Linked DNA regions of Homo sapiens: region 2 is linked to region 1. A link is a loop called in an ENCODE intact Hi-C map of the cell type or tissue named here. Cell type or tissue: mammary epithelial cell. All regions are shown on one strand. Links, peaks and the distances in the headings refer to the core of each region. The heading gives the core; the rest is flanking DNA. Region 1 overlaps KDM6A (lysine demethylase 6A). Region 2 overlaps KDM6A (lysine demethylase 6A).

Region 1 (11,828 bases), core at 3,732-8,731:
CAGAAGCTAGAGTTTAGGGGAGGAGAGGGCTGGTGAAGTGTGCCTAGAAGATAGGTTATGAAGAGGGGAGGGTGAAATAAGAGGCTGAGGGAGAGGCCAAATTTATCTTGAAGGCAAAGTTGATCCACTAAAGTTTTTGAAACAGAGTAATGAATTGCATGCACATTATTTTTGTCAAGGAAATGGGTCATAATGTATTCAACGTTAGCACATTCGTTAGACATTTAATTTCTAAGTTTTTACTTCTGAATGTTTATGTGCATAGTATTTCCCATATTTTGGATTGTTTCCATGATATGGGTACTCGCTGAGGTGAAACTGAAGGGCCAAAGAGTAAGTTTTAAGAAAATGCTCTCAATATGTATAGCCAAATTGCTTGTACTTTTATTAATTTACTATGAGAAATATTTGACTTAAAAAGAGAAATATTTGGCTGATTGTCGGTTAGTCTTATATTATTGATAAAACTGAAATAAGTTCTTTTTCTAAGATTTTTAAGTTTATTCTTGAATTAATATCCTTGGTGGGACCCTGATCTAAAGTGATTAGTACTTTATTCATTCTTAGAGAAATACTGAGTACCTACTAGGTTCATTTCCTACTCAAGGCTCTGGGAATACATCAATAAAGAAAATATACTGAGATGTCTCTACTTGGTGTAGGTAAATAGATAGTAAACAAATAAGCAATACATATATAACATTAGATGATGGTTGTGATTAGTGCTATGGAAAAAAGCACTAATAGAAAGGGAACAGCAGAATACTAGAGATTGGTGGTAGGAGAGTTGCAGTTATAAATCAGAAGGGCAGGGAAGGCTTCTCTGAAAGATAGCATTTGGATGAGAGTTACAGGAGTGAGCCTTGAAGCTATTTGTGATAAGATTGTTCCAGGTCTAGGGAGCAGCACGGAGCAATGGACCCTAAGGTAGGATTGTGCTGTGCACATTTGAGGAGAATCAAGGTGGCAAGCATGGCAGAACAGGACAGGCAAGGAGTGAGAAGAGAGAGAAATGTGCTCCAGCTGGAAACAGGATGGCTAAATCATGATCAGCCTTATAAGGATACTGGATTTTATTCTGAGTATCCAGGAAACCGTAGGGGGATTTTGAACAGAGGAGTGATGTGATCTAACTTTGTTTTTGACTAGGTCCTCTTTGGTACTCTGTGGATAGACTGAAAGAGGCAAAAGTAGAAATGGTATGACCATTTTAGAGATTATACCTGTAATCCAGGTTAAAAGTTGATGATGGCTCCCAGAGTGGTAGTAGTAGATGGTGGTCAGCTTCTGGGTATATTTGGAAGGTACAGCCAACAGGATTAGTTGATATAGAGTGATGTGTGAGAAAGGAGTCCCAGCTGGCCTGACCAACTAGAAGGATGGATGAAACTGGATGGTATCACCAATCAGTGAGAACAGATTGAGAAAAGAACTCAAGATTGAGCCTTAGGGCATTCCAGTGTATTAGGCTAGGAAATTGAAGAACTAGCAGAGAAGAATAGAAGAGATTGACCTGTGACATAGTAGGAGATCAAAGACAATGTGAGTGATGCCCTGGAAGCCAAATGAAGAAAGTTTCAAGGAGGAGGACATGATCAAATAATGCTCATAGGTCATATAAAGTGAGGACTGAAAACTGACCATCTGAGATATTTGCTGACATTATTGGAGTAAGGAAACTACAGGTTACAGGCAAAATTTACCCCACGACCTGTGTTTTTTATAACCCGTGAGCTAAGAATGATTTTTATATTTTTGAAGGGTTGTAAAAAAAGAATAATATATGATACTGGGTGACCCACAAAGCCTAAAATATTTGCTATCTGATCCTTTACAGAAAAGATATGCTGACCATTGGATAAGGGCAATTTCAGTGGATTGTTGGGGTGCAAAAGCCTAATTGTAGTTCGCTTCAAGATAATATAAAATCGGCAGAGAAAAACTGAAGTAGCAAGTATAGACAGTTCCAGCACACATGCTTACAGTTGTTTGGGCTACACACTGCACAGTGCCAAGGCTTCCATTTCCATATACCGTGGCATAAAAGAGAACAACAACCGGGTGTAGCTGACAGGGAAAATGGGATTAGGAGTTGTTGTCTTGTTGTTGTTTTAAATTTAAAATGAGAGAAATAACAGTAAAAGTCAATGGGAAAGATTCAGTAGAGAGGGAGAAAATGGCAAAGGAGAAAGGGGAATTGTTAGAATGGGTGAGAGGATGGGATTTTGGGGGTTCATTGTCTTTAAGCATTAAACAGTTGTTAAAAGGATAACACGAGATTTTTGTTAAAATGCCTATCATAGTTCTAAGGTATAACTGGCAGTTAATAAGTGAAAGCCTTTGTTATGATTGTAAAGCATAGTTCTATTTTCTTTTCTCTCACATCTACTTCTTTGGCTCACTTAGTTGCTGAAGTTTTCAATACTCTCTTAACCCTGTTTTGGAAATGTGGGATTCTTTAAAAACGTAATTCGTAATTCTAATAAAAAGGAACTCCTCAGTTGGCAGGCCACGAGGCTTCTGTAATTTACCATACTAAGTAGCAGGGAGCCCCCAGCCTTTGCTTCACACGCCCTTCAAAGCCATTATCTGTAGGAACTTTACAATTTAAGTAATGAGGTTGAGAGAGTTGTTTAGAAAATGATGTTGAACTGATTCCAGGTCAAAAGTTTCCCAAATGAAGTTTCTGCATATCACTACAGCTGGGAAGCCTCTGTCTCTGCTGTTGATATATGGTATTAATATCATAGACTCTAAAGAGGCCTTTTTGGTAACTTGTCTTATACAAACCTATTTGAATAATTTTTGAAATTGTAATGAAAACTAGACAACTGGTAGACCTATATGGTATATCTACCTTTTAGTTTTTGATCAAGGGAGGAATTTACATTACAGTGTGGAATGGGTTTATTCAGATTGCTTTTGGTAGCAAGGGTATAATTTAAGATATGAAAGTAAAATTATATTAATTGTAGGTGATTATTCAGCAAGTACTCTAAAGAATTTGTAGCTTAAAATACCTTGATTTGCAGATAGAGAAGATGTAATAAAATAGTTACTTTGTCACATTTCTGCATATTGTAATCAGTGTATTTGTTAAATAATTGGCCTCTGAATTAAATATTTTACATTTGATGAAATTTTAACTCACCTACCCAGACTTTCTTGGATAATATTTTAAATATTGATATGATTATAATATGCAGTGTTTTTGCTTTATGAGAAATTTTCATGTAACTTACAAATTTCAACCTTCCTTTATTATGATTGAACTTTGTTACTTATTAAATCATTTACAACTAATTGCACTCCTTTACACACTCACTGGTGTGTATCTTTTTTTTGTTTTTTTTTTTTTTTTTGAGATGGAGCCTGGCTCTGTCGCCAAGCCTGGAGTGCAGTGGTGCGATCTTGGCTCACTGCAACCTCCGCCTCCTAGGTTCAAGTGATTCTCCTGCCTCAGCCTCCCGAGTAGCTGGGATTACAGGTGCCCACCACCATGCCCGGCTAATTTTTGTATTTTAATAGAGACAGGGCTTCACCATGTTGACCAGGCTGGTCTTGAACTTCTGACCTTAGGTGATCTGCCTGCCTTGGCCTCCCAATGTGCTGGGATTCCAGGTGTGAGCCACTGCGCCTGGCCAATGTGTATCAACTTTTAATATATCTAGTGTTTTAGGTAGATAAGCCTATTGAGTAAAAACATTAGTTTAAAATTTTCAGCTTCAGAAACTGATTTTAGGGGCATGCTAGCTGACTTTAACTAGATGATTAAATGCACCTTTTAGTATATAAATATCTTGTTATCAGCTATAGTTTTATTCTTTTATAGCTTATTACTGACAAAATGCTCTAACCTTGTTGCTGAAGTAATCTCAACTCCAAATGTAAACTCGTTTTATGATTCCAATGTTACTTTAATCAGTGTTGCTGAAAAATTGGCTGTCCTATTTAATTATTTTGTAAGTAAAATGAAATGAAAATATTCTTCTTAAAGAAGTTTCTCTGTGACACCAGAGGCAAATTTCAGGTAAAAATTAGTTCCAGTTATCATATTTTCATTCTATTAAATGCCCTAAGTGATCTTCCTCTAGTCTTAAAACTTCTATTAACTGTTAGTATACTGCCCCCTCAGATTGCTTTAACAGTAGCAGTGTATTTTTCTAAGTTTTCAAATTCAGGTGATGAAAAATAAAGTTTATCTCAAAGTCATTAGTGGAGACTTAAAATGTCTTTTTCTCCCCTTTTTTTTTAAAAAAAAAAAAAAAAAAGAGAGACACAAGGTTCTGCTCTGTCACCCAGGCTGGAGTACAGTGGCACCATCTTAGCTCACTGCTGGCTCAAACTCCTGGGCTCAAGAGATCCTCCCACCTTGGCCTCCTGTGTAGCTGGACTACAGGCACACTTGTCAACACACCTAGCTTGTCTGCCTGCTTTCCTTCCCTCTCTCCCCTCTCTCCCTCCTCTCTCCTCTCTCTTCTTTCTCTTTCTCTTTCTCTTTCTCTTTCTCTTTCTCTTTCCCTTTCCCTTTCCCTTTCCCTTTCCCTTTCTCTCTCTCTTTTTCTTTTGTGGAGACGGAGTCTCATTGTGTTGCCCAGCCTGGTCTCGAACTCCTGGCCTCAAACGATCCTCCTGCCTCGGCCTTCCAGAGTGCTGGGATTACAGACATAAGCCACTGCACCAAGCCTATCTAGTCTTCTAAATATGTGTGGATGGATAGATGGGGAAACTTTAGGTATTTTTTGAAATATTTTCATAGATTTAATAGTTCTGCCCTTAATTTTGAGGATAGCTACTTTAACAATAGGATTTGAATTACAGAAGATTATATTTTAATGATAATTTTAAAGGCTTAATGAACTCACTTTCTATATTAATCTTTTAACAGATCACAGACCAGTGAGAGTTGGTTTATGTTGATCCATGGTCATAGCTTTTAATTATTAATGATGATATATGTCTATCCATGTCTGATTTTAGAGATGAAAATATGTATATTGGAACTTAAAATTTGTAATGCTTCATCTGAAGTAGTTTATTCTACACTAATAATGGAGTCATTTTAGATAGCAAGGAAGAAAAATTTCTCTAAAGATGTTAAATACTGATTAGCTAAGTTGCAGGTACTTTTTGATAACTTTAGGACTTGGGTCAAATTATCTTATACAGTTAGATATTTATTTTTAGTGGCTTTTCTCTTTAATATTTTAAATTCTGTATATTCTGAGTTTGCTTAATATTAGATTTAAACTATTTTTCTTTCTTTTTAGGGGCTTCACAAAGGTCAGAGTTCACATTCGGCAGGTCCTAATGGTGAACGACCTCTCTCTTCCACTGGGCCTTCCCAGCATCTCCAGGCAGCTGGCTCTGGTATTCAGAATCAGAACGGACATCCCACCCTGCCTAGCAATTCAGTAACACAGGGGGCTGCTCTCAATCACCTCTCCTCTCACACTGCTACCTCAGGTGGACAACAAGGCATTACCTTAACCAAAGAGAGCAAGCCTTCAGGAAACATATTGACGGTGCCTGAAACAAGCAGGCACACTGGAGAGACACCTAACAGCACTGCCAGTGTCGAGGGACTTCCTAATCATGTCCATCAGATGACGGCAGATGCTGTTTGCAGTCCTAGCCATGGAGATTCTAAGTCACCAGGTTTACTAAGTTCAGACAATCCTCAGCTCTCTGCCTTGTTGATGGGAAAAGCCAATAACAATGTGGGTACTGGAACCTGTGACAAAGTCAATAACATCCACCCAGCTGTTCATACAAAGACTGATAACTCTGTTGCCTCTTCACCATCTTCAGCCATTTCAACAGCAACACCTTCTCCAAAATCCACTGAGCAGACAACCACAAACAGTGTTACCAGCCTTAACAGCCCTCACAGTGGGCTACACACAATTAATGGAGAAGGGATGGAAGAATCTCAGAGCCCCATGAAAACAGATCTGCTTCTGGTTAACCACAAACCTAGTCCACAGATCATACCATCAATGTCTGTGTCCATATACCCCAGCTCAGCAGAAGTTCTGAAGGCATGCAGGTTAGTGTGGGAAAGTTCATCAAAGTGAAAATGTTTGACTTACTGGCATGATCAGAATGCTGAAATTTGGACCGTTTAAGATATGGGAAGTAAGCAAAAGATGGTGTAGTCATTCATCTAAGAGTTTGACAGAAGCTTTATTTTGCTTAGATGTTGTAGTCAAATCAGATGTGAGAAGTATTCCTGTAAATTGCTTATTTTGAGTGGGTGTGTCTGATTGTGCTGTTACTGCCCTCTACTGGTTACTAGGTTGTCAGCTTCAGTGTGATTGACTTCGCTCTGGGGATTTAAACAAGAGAATGGGTTAAATCATATTTGGCCAAATACAGCAAGGCTGGAAAACCCTATGGGTTTTTTTTTTTTTTTTATCAGAGCCTATTAAATGTTAGGCTAGGAATGGACCCCATCACTTATCAAGGCTAGTCTTTGCTTACAATTGAGAAAACTGGACTGTTTGAATCTAGAAGAGGTTATAAAGCAGGCAGAAGAGGAAGGAAGAGGTCAGGGGCAATGGGCAGTGGAGAGACATGACAGACTGTCAGCCATTCTGGAAGGAGCCAGACATATTCTGCTAGTCTAGGAAGGGCAGGGCCTCAGAAATTTATGAAGAAATGAACCTCCTCTGTCCCACAAAAGAAGAATCAAAGGATCAGGCAGCATCATCTTTCTCTGATATTTGGAGGACATATAGATTCTTACTGGCCTTTTCATTGTATATGACACATATATAATTTTTCTCATTTACTTGTAGTTGTTGTCCTCTATAAGTGACTAAATCTTGAATGAAATTTAGTTAACATAACTGGAACAAACAAATAATTCTGTAATATTTTCTGATACATTAAATGTTAAGTTTGAGCAGACATATAGTAGATTTTAAAAAGATCTTTTTTTGGTTGTAGATTGTCATGATATATAGAAAATAACCATTCTATAAATAGAAATTATAAACATTAGTTCTAGTTTGGCTACATTGACCATTTAATATAGCTTTTACATTTTAAAGTTCAAAACAATTCTTATTTATAGCCATATAAACCTCTTCCTGCAGTTGCTAGTACTTATATGTCTTATTTATTGTTATGTAAAAGTGTGATTATCTTTTCTGTTGTTCAGATTATTTTATTAGAAGGTATCCTGGGTCTACCGTTAAATGTTTGTCACTGACGAATGATTGAGGTGAAATTAAATTTTATTTATATATAAGTTTGCTGCTTGGGAGGGATGTGGGGTAGGAGCAATGGAGTATGGAGAAGAAATTTCAATTAATTTAAATTTATCGCTTTAATTGTGACACTAGAACTTTACTATAAATTACACTATAGTCATTTTTCTTTAAAGAGTTTGAGTGTTAAAAATACCTTTTGGTCTGTGTTTTCTTTTCTTTTCTTGTCTTTTCTTGTCTTTTCTTGTCTTTTCTTGTCTTTTTTTAAGACAGTTTCGCTCTTGTTGCCCAGGCTGGAGTGCAATGGCGCGATTTCAACTTACCGCACGCTCTGCCTCCCAGGTTCAAGCGATTCTCCTGCCTCAAGCCTCCCAAGTAGCTGGGTGGGATTACAGGCATGCAGCACCACACCTGGCTAATTTTGTATTTTTTAGTAGAGACGGGGTTTCTCCATGTTGGTCAGGCTGGTCTTGAACTCCCAACCTCAAGTGTTCCACCTGCCTCTGCCTCCCAAAGTGCTGGGATTACAGGCGTGAGCCACTGTGCCCAGCTGGTCTTTGTTTCATTTTCTATTAGTTTCTATTTCTGTTAGTTTCTATTTCATTATTTCCTGTCAAATTTTAACTATTTAGTTGTTATTCTGACATAGACTAGGGCAGAAATTACATCCTTTTTTATATTTTATTTTTTTCTTTATTGGGTCCACGTTGTTGGCAGCATTTTCCTTAGTGACCTACAACATGGTGATTGCTGTAATTAATCTTAACTGTCTTACAAGATTTTTTAAGGTCAGTAACTTAAGAGGACATTGGATGATCTCTAAATGAAATTCTTCTAAAGCATATAGTGAGGTTCTTGAGTTCCTAAAATTTGTTTCTTTAGAAATTTTTATATTATAGGTTTTTATATTAGTTTTTTTTTTGAAGTTAGGCTATCATTCAGTTCAACTCTGGGCCTACAGAAAATAGGGAGTGTTCAGATTAAATGCTACACTTGGCTCTCCTTAGACAGTGCCTTGATTCACTGCCAGTTTGACTGTCTTCTACCTGCTCCTCACTCATCTGCTGGGGCCTCTGTCCTGTTTCCTAGGTACTGCTGCTCTAACTGCTGGAGCAGGGGCTTTCTCTCTCATCCACTCTCTGTAGACTCAGGACAGTTGCTAGAAAATGGGGAAGATTTGGAGGTTCAAAACTAACATCATGAACTGCATGGGACCTAAGGAGGAATATTGTCAGAAAGAGTTCCATGGAGCTATGTTCTGTTCCCCAAGTTACAAACTGTGTATAGTAGCAGTTTTCATAAGTTTGTATTAATAAATTGTATATTATTTAAAAAAATATAATAATATATATATATATACATATATATACTTTAAGTTCTAGGGTACATGTGCACAATGTGCAGGCTCGTTTCATAGGTATACATGTGCCATGCTGGCCAGCTGCACCCATCAACCTGTCATTTACATTAGATATTTCTCCCAATGCTATCCCTCCCCCTGCCTTCCACCCCACAGCAGGCCCCGGTGTGTGATGTTCCTCACCCTGTGTCCATGTGTTCTCATTGTTCAGTTCCTAGCTATGAGTGAGAACATGCAGTATTTGGTTTTCCGTCCTTGTGATAATTTGCTCAGAATGATGGTTTCCAGCTTCATCCATGTCCCTGCAAAGGACATGAACTCATCCTTTTTTATGGCTGCATAGTATTCCATGGTGTATGTGTGCTGCATTTTCTTAATCCAGTCTATCATTGATGGACATTTGGGTTGGTTCCAAGTCTTTGCTATTGTGAATAGTGCCACAATAAACATACGTGTGCGTGTGTCTTTATAGTAGCATGATTTATAATCCTCTGGGTATATACCCAGTAATGAATGGGATTGCTGGGTCAAATGGTATTCTAGCTCTTGATCCTTGAGGAATCTCCACACTGTCTTCCACAATGGTTGAGCTAGTTTACACTCCCAGCAGTGTAAAAGTGTTCCTATTTCTCCACATCCTCTCCAGCATCTGTTGTTTCCTGACTTTTTAATGATTGCCATTCTAACTGGTGTGAGATGGTTATCTCATTGTGGTTTTGATTTGCATTTCTCTGATCACCTGTGATGATGAGCATTTTTTCATGCGTCTTTTGGCTGCATAAATGTCTTCTTTTGAGAAGTGTCTGTTATATCCTTTGCCCACTTTTGGATGGGGTTGTTTGTTTTTTTCTTGTAAATTTGTTTAAGTTCTTTGTAGATTCTGGATATTAGCCCTTTGTCAGAATGGATAGATTGCAAAAGTTTTCTCCCGTTCTGTAGGTTGCCTGTTCACTCTGATGGTAGTTTCTTTTGCTGTGCAGAAGCTCTTTAGTTTAATTAGATCCCATTTGTCTATTTTGGCTTTTGTTGCCATTGCTTTTGGTGTTTTAGTCATGAAGTCCTTGCCCATGCCTATGTCGTGAATGGTATTGCCTAGGTTTTCTTCTAGGGTTTTTATGGTTTTAGGTCTAACGTTTAAGTCTTTAATCCATCTTGAATTAATTTTTGTAAAAGATGTAAGGAAGGGATCCCGTTTCAGCTTTCTACATATGACCAGCCAGTTTTCCCAGCACCATTTATTAAATAGGGAATCCTTTCCTCATTTCTTGTTTTTGTCAGGTTTGTCAAAGATCAGATGATTGTAGATGTGTGGTGTTATTTCTGAGGCCTCTGTTCTGTTCCATTGGTCTATATCTCTCTTTTGGTACCAGTACCATGCTGTTTTGGTCCAAAATCTGCTTCTTTCTTCAACTCCTTTCTCCACTTTGGATTTTTATATGAAAGTTTTATTATTTGGCTTGAGGTGTTCTAAACAGTGTTGGGCATTTACATAGAAGATAAAGTCTATTCCTGTTATCACAGCCCTGCCCTTTGCATTAGGATTGGTCAATATATTTTAAGTGGAAATAGCTTATATTTGCTATGCAGAGCACTATAGATACCATCAGTTCCTTCAGGGAAATTCCTATGTGTTTGAAAATTGACCTTAATAGGCAGGTAGTCAGCATTTCAAACACAATAAGAAACTGCTAGGTATGACTTGAATGCACTATTGGATACCCCTTTATTTCCATATATGTAGTTAAAGTGCTGGTTATTTTTAAATCTGATTCTTGTTTAGTTTATCTTATTGTTGCAGTGGTCAGTGGTATACATTAAAAGGCAGTTATAATACTTTTGCTTCTTTCATGTCTAAAATTGTAATTGCAACATTCAAGTGATTGAATTGTTGTCAGCTCCCTTAGTCATGCCCCACCTTTTTCTTTTCTATTTTAAAATATTGGCAACAACATTTTCCATTGTTTTACTTTGTCATTTGTCTCTTTTTTAATTGTTACAGATCTGTGTAAATGACAGAGACAGAATTCTACTAATCTGTCAAACCTTGTTTTCTAGTCTCATCTCTCAATGTCCAGTATGTTGTAGAAGCTTAAATTTAGGTGCCACATTTAATTAGTTTGAGATGCTCTTGTATAGCACAGTTTTAATACATGGTTCATATACTTCAATTTCTTCAAAATAGTAACCATTTACTCTACAGTAGTATATCCATCTCCTTTCCTAAAAGACAGTTTCTGTATTCTGAGTCATATTTTGCTTATATTCGATAGAGTGGCAGATACACAATTCAGCATGAAAACTATTATTTATGTAGATATTGTAACTGTTTTATCTTGCATTGGTTTAATGATAATACTTGAGTTGTTTCTTTCCCAGTCTCGCCAAAAATTTTCTACATGTTAAAAGCAAAAATTTGATGGAGTTTATAAATTGGTACCAACTTTATACCCAAATCTAAAAGCTTAAGTGTATATCTGTCTTTAAATGTACAAGGCACATGTGCTTTGTGGAAAGAGATTGAAAACTAGTTTTGGACAGAAAATTTATTCAACCTTTAACCTTACTTGTTAGCTGAATGTAAAATTTCAGTTTAATAATATTTTCATGTATTTTTATTTAAAAGTCAATTATTTTAAATGTAAATCATTCCTTTGAGACCTGCCATGAACTTTGTTGTTTTTACTTGGAGTTGTAGTTGAAAAAATTAAGAAAGTAACACCCATGATGCTATTTAGTATAACATCTTAAAAGTCTATGGCAGTGAAGGTTTAAGCCCTAGTTTTCATTAGTATCAACCAAAACAGGCTAATTTGTAACACTTTGTTCAGTGTAGCAAGATAAGGAAAATTAATTTTGTTTCAACCTGTTTTATTCTTTGTGATGAAAATAGCTAATTCCTTCTTAAGTTACTGAGTTTTTGAGTTCCCAGAATAATTGAAAATTTCAAATTATTACTTGAAATTTAATATATTAAGAGTACTTAATATTTTAATGCATTGATTGCTTTTGAACTTGTAATAATTCGGTGGGGTAAGTTAGTTAAACTGGAGTGGTTTGAAAGCTCAAAATTATTTCTTGTTGATTTTCTAAGTTTAGTAGAAACATTGGAAATATCTTGCTTGTACTGAAAGAATTATTGTTAGGGAATAATTCTACACTATCTTAAGAATTTATAATTTTAACAGAGTGATACCTTCATCAACCTAAATACCAGTAAGTAATAATTATATACAGTGTCAGAGAGTAGATAGCAG
Region 2 (12,578 bases), core at 4,339-9,338, 120 kb before region 1:
GCCTTTCCATATACATTTTACAGTCATCTGTAGCTACAAAAAAATCCTGCTGGAATTTTGATTGAAATTTCATTAAATCTGTACATCACTTGGGAGACTTCTCATCTTAATGCTATTGAGTCTCCCAATTTCATGAACACAGTATCTTCTCTGCGCTTATTTAGGACTATTTAGGACTTCTTTGACTCTTTTCACCAGGGTTTTGTAGGTCTTCTAGCATATACAGATTCTGTTGCACATATTTTGTTATATATTTCATATTTTTGGAGCTGTTGTATGCGATAAAAAAATTTTCTTCCAATTGTTCATTGTTAGTTTATAGAAATGTAATTTATTTTTGTATGCTGACTTTGTAGCATATGTCCTTGCTAAACTCAGTTACTAGTTACAGGAGGGTATTTGGGGATAGATTTCTTGGGTCAGTTGTGTTTTAAGGAGACTTTCAAAATTGAGAAAAATGTCTTATAATTACCCATGAGCTACCATTTCAGGTACTCTTTATTTTGTTGTGTAGATCAGTATTTCCATTTGGTATAATTTTCCTTCTGCCTGAGAATTTCCTTTAACATTTCTTAGACTGTAGGTCTTCTGGTGATGAATTCTTTCAGCCTTTGTATATCTGAAAAAGTATACTTTCATCTTCATTTATGGAAGATATTTTTGCTGGGTATAGAATTGTAGGTTATATGGTGTCAGTTGGCATTTAGAAAGAAAAAAATAGGACTGTAGGTTGACAGAGTCGCCTTCCCCTCCCATTTATTAACTATAAGGGTATTGTTCCATTGTATTTCAGCTTGTATTGATTCCTCCAAGAAGTTTTCCCATACATGTGCTGTAGCCTGAAAAGTTTCTTTAGGCAGTAAGCTTGGGGTAATTAGAGCTCACATTCATTATTTTCTGTTTATTGTCATGTGTTCTGATATTCAATGTCTAAAATTCTTTGTTTCACGTTTCTTTAGTTATTTAATTGTTATATTCAGGAGTAAATTTGGTCCCTTTTACTGCACCTTGGCCTGAAGCAGAAGTCCGAAGACTTAAGAAGTTTTAATCTCGTAATGCCTTATAGAGTGGATGATTGAGATGCCAAGAATATCACTTCAGTAATTCAAATGTATGCCTTGTATGGAAAATGTTGGGTTTAAGGTTTCTTCTGACACTAGTGGGTTGGTATTTATTTCACTGGTTTAAAATAAAAAATTTGAATACGAGCTTAGACATTCAAGCTAAGTTGAAATGGTATTTTGGATGGTCAAATTTCATATTTTATATGAAAGTATTTGAGTATTTAGTGTGATAAATTATGAGTAGTTATGACAGTTTTCCTTTAAATTCAGATTTTTGGCAAAATGTGATTTTAGGACTGGTTTTTCAGATGAGCTTTTTCAAATTAGTGGAGCACATTGTTAAAACAGCCACTAATAATGAGAGATACTTAAATTTGCCCAATACCGTATTACCTTTACCCTTTCACTTCCTAAATGAACAACCTTCCTAGTCATATTGGAAAAATTTATAGCTGTGATAGACTGGAGCAGGGCTACCACCTAGTGGTTTAAACAGACACGGGCCCTTATGGAGCATCTGAATGCGTAATGCAACTATTTGTCCTTTGATCTTTTATTATGAAGAATTTGTGTTTTGCTTTGTTATTCATTCTTGCCATTTGTGGATCACAGTGGCAGATCAGATTTTCTTTTCTTTCGAGATGAAGTCTTGCTTTGTCGCCCAGACTGGAGTGCAGTGGCACGATCTTGGCTCACTGCAACCTCTGCCTCCCAAGTGATTATCCTGCCTCAGTCTCCTGAGTAGCTGGGATTACAGGTGCACACCACCATTCCTGGCTCATTTTTGTATTTTTAGTAGAGATAGGGTTTCACCATGTTGGCCAGGCTGGTCTCGAACTGCTGACCTCAAGTGATCTGCCTGCCTCAGCCTCCTAGAGTGTTGGGATTACAGGTGTGAACCACTGCACCTGGCCCAGATTTTCCTCATTAGTATTTTTAAAAACAAATTTGATTTTTAGGAGTTCCTTATATATTCTAAATATGAATCCTTTGTCACTACATGTGTTGAAAGTATATTTTCTCAGTTGTGGCTTGCCTTTATACTAATTTTTTTTTTATAAACATAAGTTCTGAGCATTGAGGTAGTTGAATTAATGTATCAGCCTTTTTTAATGACTTGTACTTTTTGTCTAATTTTAAAGAAATCCCACGCTATCCTAATGTCAAAGCCATTTTTCCGTGTTTTCTTCTTAAGGATTTATATAGTTTCACATTAGGGCCTTTAATAGGTTTTTTTATATGTAGATATAGGAGTCCACTTTATTTTTTTTCTCCCGTTAGAAATAACTTGCAGGCTTGCCACCACTTTTTTGTTAGGTTATTGTTTGCCAGTTGCGTTACCAGGTTTCCACACGTACAAGTTCTGTTTCTGAGCTCTTTATTGCTAAATATATGTATTCATGCACCAGCTCTCTTGATTTCTGTATCTTTATTGTGACTCATGGTATCTGGCACAATGCCAACTTTCTTTTGATTATGTTTGTAGTATTTTTCTGTCTTTTTTAAGTCTTTCTATGTTATATTTTACGTGTGTCTAAATTGCATAAATCTGGATTTAAAAATTTTGTTGAAAGCCATTTTCGTAGCATATTTATTCCATTTACATTTGTTGTGATTAAAATATTGCATTAAATAAATATTCATTTAAATATATCTACATATTGATTACCTTCTTTGCTCTGCCCTACCCCCCATCTCCCCACCAGATATACTGAGTTTTTGAATATAAAGACTTTTGCGGGGGAGATCTGTAGGATTTCTTTTAGGCCAGGAATGTGATAGTACTGTGTTTGATTTTGGCCTGTACTTTGGATTGTTATTAGTTGAAGACCATCTATAGTTAAATTCTCGTCTGAAGTTTGTGTTCTACCCAGGTCAGATGAATTCAGGCTTATGGTTGTGTAAATAATCAGAATTTTTTTTTTTTTTTTGAGTGTCTCCCAGGCTGGAGTGCAGTGGCGTGATCTTGGCTCACTGCAAGCTCCGCCTCCCGGGTCCATGCCATTTTCCTGCCTCAGCCTCCAGAGTAGCTGGGACTACAGGCGCCCGCCACCACGCCCGACTAATTGTTTTATATTTTTAGTAGAGACAGGGTTTCACCGTGTTAGCCAGGATGGTCTCGATCTCCTGACCTCATGATCTGCCCACCTTGGCCTCCCAAAGTGCTGGGATTACAGGTGTGAGCTACCGCGCCCAGCCAATACTCAGATTTTCTTTTCCACTCATTGCCATCATGGATTGGCAGTTTTCTTTGTCCTTCAAGAACAGTTTTAAAATAACATTTAAAAAATTGGTTTATTATTACATTTTAGTTTTTACTTAGATTGAAGGTGTTCGCTCATTGAGGCTCAGTGTTCTGAGCGGTTATCTTATTTGACTCTTCTTCTTAGGTGGCTTTCAGGCCTTGTGTTCTGTCCCCCAAATAAGACCCCAGAACCCAACACAGGCTTTCAGAATGTCATACAAAAAGTCACTTTGATATTCTGTCTGTCTCCACTTCTCTTAGTTCTGGTTCCCCTGACCGCCCCCAAAGTCCATTCTTTGTAGAGCTTAAGAACTTAAGAACTTTGTGTTGGTCGCCTGCCATTGTGTTTAATCTGACATCTTTAGTTTTCAGCACAAGGTTTCAGTGGTTGTCCTGAAGTGGAAGCCCTTCCCAACTCTTCATTTTATGGCTTACATGGAAGATTGATAGTAGCAATTACTGAGAGAATTTCTTGAGGGCTCTTAAGATTGGTACATATACAAGGGCTCTGTTTGAAAGACTTTGGCTGCCCTGGCGTCCTGGCTGTTTTATGCCTGGTAGCTCTAGCGGTTAAAAGCTCTCTCTGTCTTGCCACTCCTATTACCCATTACCAGTACATTTGTTGGAGAACTTTGGTTGTAGAATATAAATCCCAGAAACAGAGCTGTGTGTGCATGGTTAAGTTTTTTAGTTCATGAGAGAAGGGGGAAATTAAAGATCTTGACTCATACCTGGCCAGTACAACATTGCACAGGGAAGAAAAATGCAATTAGGTGCTTGCTTTACAGTAGAAGAAAATATTGGTAAGTGTTTTACATCGGGTCAGATTCTGGGGATTTTCTAATTCTGAGCCGAACTTATGTACTGTGAAGGAAATGGTGGGTGGTTTTCAGAAAATAGGGAAACTTTTACATCAAAAACTCTGTAAAGAAGTCAAAGATAAATGTAATCTGGGAAAAAATATTCTGTAACATTATATATAGAAATCCTTTATGTATAAATAGCACCTGACATCATTTAGGAAAAGAACTATTTATGATGTAGTATACTGAGAACTGTGCACAATGTATGGACAGGTCTAGTAAATATTAGGGAAAAAGTAATGAAAAAACTTGAAACCAGCACCGCTGGTGGAAGGTTATATTGGTTCAGCTTTGCTGGTTGGCTTATCAGAAGCTTAAATTGTGCTTTTAATTTGACTGTGAGGAACTTATCCTAATAATAGCAAAAACTTGGTTAACAGATACTCTTCAGTAGAAACAAATTATAGTTTAACTGTTCAATAAAATGCTATGCAGATGTTAATTTTGAGATCTATATGTTTTGACATGATAATATATTAAATCAAATAAAAATTTTATAAAATTGCATATAAAGATTTGTACTAGGCCGGGTGCGGTGGCTCAGTTCTGTAATCCTAGCACTTTGGGAGGCCGAGGCAGGTAGATCACTTGAGTTCAGGAGTTTGAGAGACCAGCCTGGTGTACGTGGCGAAACCTTGTCTCTACAAAAAAAATACAAAAATTAGCTGGGCGTGTTGGTGCGTTCCTGTAGTTCCAGCTACTTGGGTGGCTGAGGCAGTGGATCGCTTGAGCCTGGGAGGTCCAGGCTGCAGTGAACATGATGGTGTGCCTCTGCACCCTAGCCTCGGTGACAAAGTGAGACCTTTCAAAAGAAAAAAACAAAAAGATTTTTACTGTTTGCATATATGCATAGAGAAAAGTCTGAAAGGGTATATTCGGGCCTATTAAAAAGTTTTTTTTTTTTAAAGCACTTATTTTGGGGGAGGGTCCTTTATCATGTTGCAGTTTCTCTAGATTTAAGGTTTTTCATATGTTCAAGAAATAAATCTAAGTGCCTACATTTTAGAAGTTGTAGAATTCAAGGCATATTTTCAGTGGAGCTCATGCTCATAAACCCTATCTCTTCCACCTTTTCATGCAACCTGAAGTGCTTGCTTTTTCCTTTTTATGTGCATTTATTTAAAAATGTGTGTAAGGCAAAGGAATGCATACTTTGCTACCAAAGATATTAATTTGAACTACATATTTAACCAGGGTACAGCATGCAGAATAATGTAGTCTTTTACCTTCATAAAGATATGGTCTACATAATTTTGCTGCAGGCGGGCTTTCTTTATACATGTATCTTTTTGGAATTCTGAGTTAAATGTGTGCAGCTTAAATGACAGGCATAATGATTGCTGTAAGACTGTTTCTGTCAACCTCTAGGTAAATAATAGACCCTGTGGAGTAGCACAAGCAAATTAAATTAAAAAATAAAGGGTTATAATGCCAACTTTTTTTTTTTTTTGAGATGGAGTCTCGCTCTGTCACCTAGGCTGGAATGCAGTGGCGCGATCTCTGCTCACTGCAAGCTCCGCCTCCCGGGTTCAAGCGATTCTTTTGCCTCTGCCTTCGAGTAGCTGGGACTACAGGCGCGTGCCACCATGCCTGGCTGATTTTTGTATTTTTAGTAGAGATGGGGTTTCACCATATTGGCCAGCCTGGTCTCGAACTCCTGACATCGTGATCCACCCGCCTCGGCCTCCCAAAGTGCTGGGATTACTTTACAGGCGTGAGCCCCTGCGCCCGGCCTTGCCAACTTTTTCATATGGAAAATCACAGGATCATTCTGAAGTGAAATTATCTCTCATACTGTCCTTGGCCCCAAAATACAGTTTTTAAAAGATCATTTAAGGCTTAATTCGTTGCTTAATTTGAGTAAGGAGACTTTATAATGTACTTGAATGTATTCCATCTTTACAATGTTACATTTAGGATGCTACAAAAAAATTTGGAAAATAACTCAGCTGTTGTGTCAATACAGCTTCTTTTTATTTAATGTATACCCTGGGTGTGAGTGTGTGTGTGTGTGTGTGTCTGTGTGTGTGAATATAGAATCCATTAATTCATGTGGTTGCATGCATCTGAGATAAGTTTTGGAGTTAGTAGTAAACTAGCAACTTGTTGACTATTGAGACAGTACAGCTTAGTTTGCTTTGTTGCAGCTGTATTTGTCATTTCTTTGCTGTGGGATATGATGAGGTTTCTCTTCAAATAATCTGATCAATCTTTTATTCTTTAATTCATAGTACCCTCCCTTCCCCCTTTTTCCTTTTTCTCCTTTTTTTTTTCCTTTTTGCCTTTGTTATAGATGCCCAGGCACGCAACAGTATCAGGCGTTATCAGTACCAGCTCACATTCCTTTCCTTATTTGGAAAGAGGACTAACTTTCTACCTCATTACAGATACCTCTTCCCCTTTCCTCTCCACTTTCTTTTACGTGCCCATCTTACCTAAAAAAATTCAAATGTTCAGCCAACCGGGATTAGTTTAGATTGTATGACCCGACCCCGGCCAATGAGGAAAGGGTACAGGGGCAGGACTTGCATCAGGAATAAAGGCTCTCGTGCCCCTTTGTTCAGGTGTGCTCTCATGGTGACTGGCCAAGGAGGCACCCCTCTGTGCAGAGGTAAAATTGCTTTGCTAAGAATCCTTTGTTCGAGTGTTCAATTTCCTTAGGATTTTGAGCGTTATTCCTAACATTTGCCAAAAATACTAAAGAGAGAAAAATCAGCAACACAAGGTAAACTAAGGAGTTGTCATTCTGAAGCTGCAAAAAGTGGGATAAAGCTGTTTAACATTTTCCAGATACATACCACACTTAGTCTGAACTGGTGTATTATTTTATACATATACATATGTATATATGTAGTAGTGTTTTATTTTTCTGTCACAGTTGTCTTTTGAATATGGGAACTTAGTTTTTTTTGGTTGGGTTACTTTTGTTTTGGATATGTTTATGTCTGTTTATTTTTTATTTTTTGTTATAGTGATGATTGCTTTTTATAATGATTTAAAATAAAGAGGGGCGAAAAAATATGGTAGAGAACTGAGGCTAAGTCTGGGAATGGTTTGTGAGAGCTGGGAGTTGAAATTTTATGTGTTGCTTTTCTGCTTGGTGTGGAGTTGGGGAGGAGGAGCTAGTGTGTAGGAGAAAAAGCTGATTATGGAGAGGGTCGTTCTTGCACATGACTTTAGGTCCCTGGGCATGACCTGAGTCAACTACCTTACTGCTCAGAGGCTGTGAAGCCATACTGTTTGAATCTTTGCTAGTTTGTAGCTTTGTGACCATGAGCACAGGATTTATTTAGGCCTCAGTTTTCCTGTCAGTGAAGTAGGGTTAATTACTGTAATAGACCCCATTTCATAGTAATTGTGAGGATTAAAGAATAAGTATATGTAAGTTGCTTAGAATAGTGCTTGGTACATATCAAGAGCTCAAGTATTAGCTATCAACACTTTACTAAGTTGTCTAGTTTGATTTCAATAGTGTAATTCTTTGAGAGTATTTTGCAATAGCAAAGTGTTTTAAATAGTTTATTTGAAAAGAATGGTTCTTAAAGTGCCAGTGATGGTTTCTTGAATGTTGAATGATGCTTGTTTACTCATTAGCATTCAACACATCCCATGAATGCAGAGTAGTAGGCCCAAAGAGACTGAAAAATCTGGGATTCAGACTGGCATCTAACTTTCATTCTACTGACCTTTTTTTTTTTTTTTTTGAGACGTAGTTTTGCTGTCATTGCCCAGGCTGGAATGCAGTGGCGCGATCTCGGCTCACTGGAACCTCCGCTTCCTAGGTTCGAGCGATTCTCCTGCCTCAGCCTCCTGAGTAGCTGGAATTACAGGCGCCCACCACCACGCCCAGCTAATTTTTTGTATTTTTAGTAGAGGCAGGTTTTCATCATGTTGGCCTGGTTGGTCTCAAACTCCTGACCTCAGGTGATCAACCCGCCTCGGCCTCCCACCGTGCTGTGATTATAGGCGCGAGCCACCGCGTTCAACCCCTCTGCTGACTCTTTTGACAAAAGATGTGTATTAATTGAAAGTAGGAAATAGAGAGACAGACAGGGTAGAGTGACAAATGTTTAAGTTCCTTTATCATCTCGAAAATGTTAGATATGGGTGACGATTAACTGGGTTTCCTTTTTTCTTCCCTCCATCCTTTTTGTGTGTGTTAATGATTATTTCATTAGGCAGTTGTTTTGTTGTTGTTGTTGTTGGTTTTGTTTTGAGACAGAGTCTCACTGCATTGCCCAGGCTGCAGTGGCGTGATCACAGCTCACCGCAGCCACCACCTCCTGGGCTTAAGTGATCCTACCACCTCTCAGCCTCCTGAGTAGCTGGGACCACAGGTGTGTGCCATCATGCCAGCATAATTTTAAAAATGTTTTTGTAGAGATGGGAGTCTCCCTATGTTGCCCAGGCTGGTCTCCAGTAATCCCCCCACCTCAGCCTCCCAAAGTGCTGGGATTACAGGTATGAGCCATTGCACCGAACTTTGTTTTTTTTTTTGTTTTTGTTCTTAAGCGAGGAAAGAGGGTTACACACACATCTGTCTCTTAAAGAATTCTCAAAAACAGTCAGTTCTGGGCTGCACTGGAACTCTACTGTTCCAGGAACATGGGCTTCCATTTCCTACTCTGCGGATCTCAGCTATGGCATCTACCTCTTAGTCCAGGAGAGTTACTGAAGTTCTTGCCATCTGGATGATTCTACCCAAGTAGGCAGAGGAGGGGATGAAGTGGAGCCTGTCTTTCCCTTATATTCCATTGGGCAGAATTTAATCACCAAGCCACACCTACAAGAATGGCTGGGAATCTCAGCCTTCAGTCTGTGTAAAAATGTGCCTAATTAAATTTACGGGTTCTATTAACAAAGAGGAGAAAGGGTATCTGAGACACCTAGAATCTGAAGCAAGTCACAAAACAGTATTTATAGAAATATTAATCAGGTAGGAAAAGTATATGTGCTTACATCTGCATGATATAATCTCTTTTTTCTTTTTCTTTACAATATAATCTTGAATATGTTAGAAATTTTAAATATTTGTTGCTCCTGGGAAATGGAACTGGGCGGCTGGGGTCAGGACTAGGAGAGAGACTTTTTAGTATATATGCCTTTTTGAAGTGGTGATAAATAGACTTTCAAAAATAGTAAATGAAATTAAAAGGAAAAAGTCTGCAAGTTTGATATATAAGTTCAGGAGTAGATATGTCATTAAGAATCAGCAATACTTTATGCCTGTAATCCCAGCACTTTGGGAGGCCAAGGCGGGTGGATCGTTTGAGACCCGCCTGGCCAGCATGGTGAAACCCCGTCTCTACAAAGAGTACAAAAATTAGCCAGGCGTGGTGGCGTGTGCCTGTAGTCCCAGCCACTTGAGGGGGTTGAAGTGGGAGGAGCACCTAAGCCTGGGAGGTCAAGGCTGCAGTGAGCTGTGATTGTGCCACTACACTCCAGCCTGGGTGACAGAGTGAGACCTTGCCTTAAAAAAAAAAAAATAATAATAATACTTAAGATTATTTTAATTGTAACTCTTTCCTCATTAAAAAAAAAAAGTATAATGTGTTGACGTTTCAAAAATGGTTTAGATTCAGGTAGTTTCAATCCTTTTAAATTCTTAAGTGTATTTATGGTGTTTTAAAAGCAGCCAGGCAAAGGCATTGCCGAATACCCGCAAACAGGAAGAATTTCCTTCTGATTTACGACACATCTTTCTGGAAAGGATATCAAGTTTAATGATGCATACACTTTTAGGGATTTGTTGGGAACAGGTCAGAAGAATAGTAATATTATACATTAGATACTATGTCTCTTTATACATAATGTAAAGTAAGAAAACACTCTAATAACTAAGTCGGTGGTGGTGATGGTAGTGGTGCAGTAGAGAAACATCTTTTCTTGATATTGTCTGGATTACTGCAACAAATTCTTTTACTGATCTGTGTCAGAAGTACCAGGGGTGATCTGCTATAGTTACATAGTTTGCCACCTCTTTAGGATGTCTGAATAACAAGCTGTTAAAAATGTAGGAAGTTAGTGGGATGAGAGTTTGATGTGGGGTTGGAGTAGAGTGGGCTTTGTGTTGGGGAACAGGGAAAGAAAAAATATGGATGTGTAGGCTGGGACTGGAGCCAAGTACTCACTGTTATAGGCAGTAGGAAATAATTGGAAGTTTAAGAGCTGGGAAGCATGACAATAAATAGCATTGCTGGAAGAGTGGGTTTTGTTTGTTTAGGGTATGAGTTGGGCTGTAGAAACAGACCAGTCAAGGAGCAACAAGTGGCAGTAACGGTGTAGTACGGGCATTCATTGGAATTTGCGGAAATAATAGGTAAAAAGAAAAAGGGGAATGGTTATGGGAGAAGTGTTAGGGAAGACTTAGCAGTAATCAATTAGATGTGTAGGCATAAAGAAATGATTTGACTAGGTGCTGTTAATGAAAAGGAAAGTTAAAGAGAGAATTTTTGAACAGTGCCAGAAACTTAATTTTTACTTGGTGAATTTAAGATGATGTTGGGATGTCCAAGTGGAAAAAGTCTGATAAGTTGTTTAGAGTTAAAAGATTTCTTCTTCCTTCTTTGTCTTTCTTCTTATTCCCTCCCCACCCCTGCTTCTCTTGTGTAAACAGAAGTTTATAGTGCACAAAAGTGACTCTTGGGAAAGTATCTTTAGTTAAGGATCAAGATAGTAAGGTAGAACCAAGGAAGAAAGAGGAGTGAGGAAGGCAGATGGGTTAGAAAAGAGGATCCAGGAGAAAAAAAAGATATACAGGAGAATAAAGGAGACAGGAACCAGTTTGTCTTCACTTTGGATACCTAGCAGCCAATAAAAGTGACCAGGATGGAGTAGGTGCTCATTGATGAGTGACTGGTATAATACTAAGTATTTTTAATTATCCACAGGTATTATCTAGTTTAGTACCTTAAAAAAAAACTAGTGCAAAATATACATAACATGCAATTTACCATTGTAACCTTTTCAGATGTACTGTTCAGTAGTGTTAGTCTCCAGAACTCTTTTCATCTTGTAAAACTGAAACTTTATACCCATTAAACAACTGCTAATATTTCAGTGATTTTAATAAAAATGTTTGCAATATTTATCCCCATTAGGTTAATATAGGGGTTTTTCTTTTTCCCTAAAATAGTCTTATTTTAAAACTGCGTTGTCTTGAGTAGTCTTTTATTGAGAAAGTTGTAAGCTTCTAAAAACCATAATTCTTTTTTAATTTTTAATTTTATCTTATTTTTTATTGTATAAATTTTACAGGGTTGTACTTAGAATCATAGAGTCCAAGGATATTTTTTTAAAAATGCAAATTAGAATTGTATCCAAAATAAGGTATCTCCTTTGTAACTCCCACTAAAATAGCTTAGTAATATATGCTTTAATTCTTTGTATTTATATGAACCAGTGATGGCCCATTTAATTTTTGGTGTGTTTAATTTTTCCTACCTTCTGAATGAGCTGAATTAAGTTATACTCATTCATTGGCACTATCCAAAGTGCAATTAATCTTCTCATCTAAGTGACTGCTTTTTAAATATTTAAGTAAAGCTTCAATCCTGTTGATTTTCCTCAGTTAAACTTAGTTAAGGTAGTTTTCATATGACAGTTTCCACATCCTTTACCAAACTTGTAGCCCTCTTTGTGTTATCACCTGTTGAAATGTGCTATTCAGAACTGATAATGCTAGAGATCTGATCAGACTAGACCTTGGTGAGCTGATTATTGCTGTTGATATGTATAATATAATTTATTAATTTGGGCCATGAATATTTTTTAAATTTCCTTCCGTTTCCTTTTCTTTTTCCTCTTCCTCTTCCTCTTCCTTTCCCTTTTCCTTTGACAGGGTCTTGCTCTGTCGCCCAGGCTGGAGTGCAGTGGTGCAATCATGGCTCATTGTAGCCTCATCTTCCCAGACCCAAGCCATCCTCCCGCTTCAAGCTTCCCACGTAGCTGGGATCACAGGCATGCACCACACCATGCCTGGGTAATTTTTTTTAATTTTTGTAGAGACGAGGCCTCGCTATGTTGCCTGGGCTGGTCTCGAACTCCTGGGCTCAAGGAATCCTCCTGCCTTTTGCTGGGATTATAGGCGTGCTGGGATTATAGGCGTGAGCCATCGTGCCTGGCCAAATAGCCATATTTCATGGATGATACATTGACCTGTTGTCTGCTTAAATCCCTTAATCTATTTTAAGGAGTCTGCTGGTTGCTGGATGCTCAACCATTGTGTATGCGTATGGTTGGCTTTTTAAAAATTACGGGTAGGGCTCATAATTGGTGGCTCACACCTGTAATCCCACTACTTTAGGAGGCTGAGGCGGGCGGATCACTTGAGGTCAGGAGTTCGAGACCAGCCTGGCCAACATGGTGAAACCCAGTCTCTACTAAAAATACAAAAATTAGCCGGGC

What was found. Peaks named below come from ENCODE experiments on the same cell type or tissue, not always from the same donor. Only the 100,000 strongest peaks of a DNase experiment are listed, where the experiment ranks them.
Region 2: it touches region 1 in a loop (2.4-fold over the local background); 4 of 110 quality-filtered maps call a loop at or near these places.

The regions. Positions count from the first base shown.
Region 1 is chrX:45,064,309-45,076,136 of GRCh38, forward strand. It overlaps KDM6A (lysine demethylase 6A), which reads left to right. Exons shown (of 30, transcript NM_001291415.2): 18 at 5,271-6,049. Among named protein-coding and RNA genes, the nearest start is that of DIPK2B, 130 kb to the right of the region's middle. In mammary epithelial cell, for the core only: a CTCF peak has its summit at 6,289 (motif pointing left); no DNase peak of the experiment used is centred there.
Region 2 is chrX:44,944,413-44,956,990 of GRCh38, forward strand. All of the region lies in intron 2 of KDM6A (lysine demethylase 6A), which reads left to right. Among named protein-coding and RNA genes, the nearest start is that of KDM6A, 78 kb to the left of the region's middle. RefSeq lists an enhancer at 8,074-8,599. In mammary epithelial cell, for the core only: no CTCF peak of the experiment used is centred there; a DNase peak (open chromatin) is centred at 6,579; H3K4me3 peaks cover 769 bases; H3K27ac peaks cover 1,653 bases.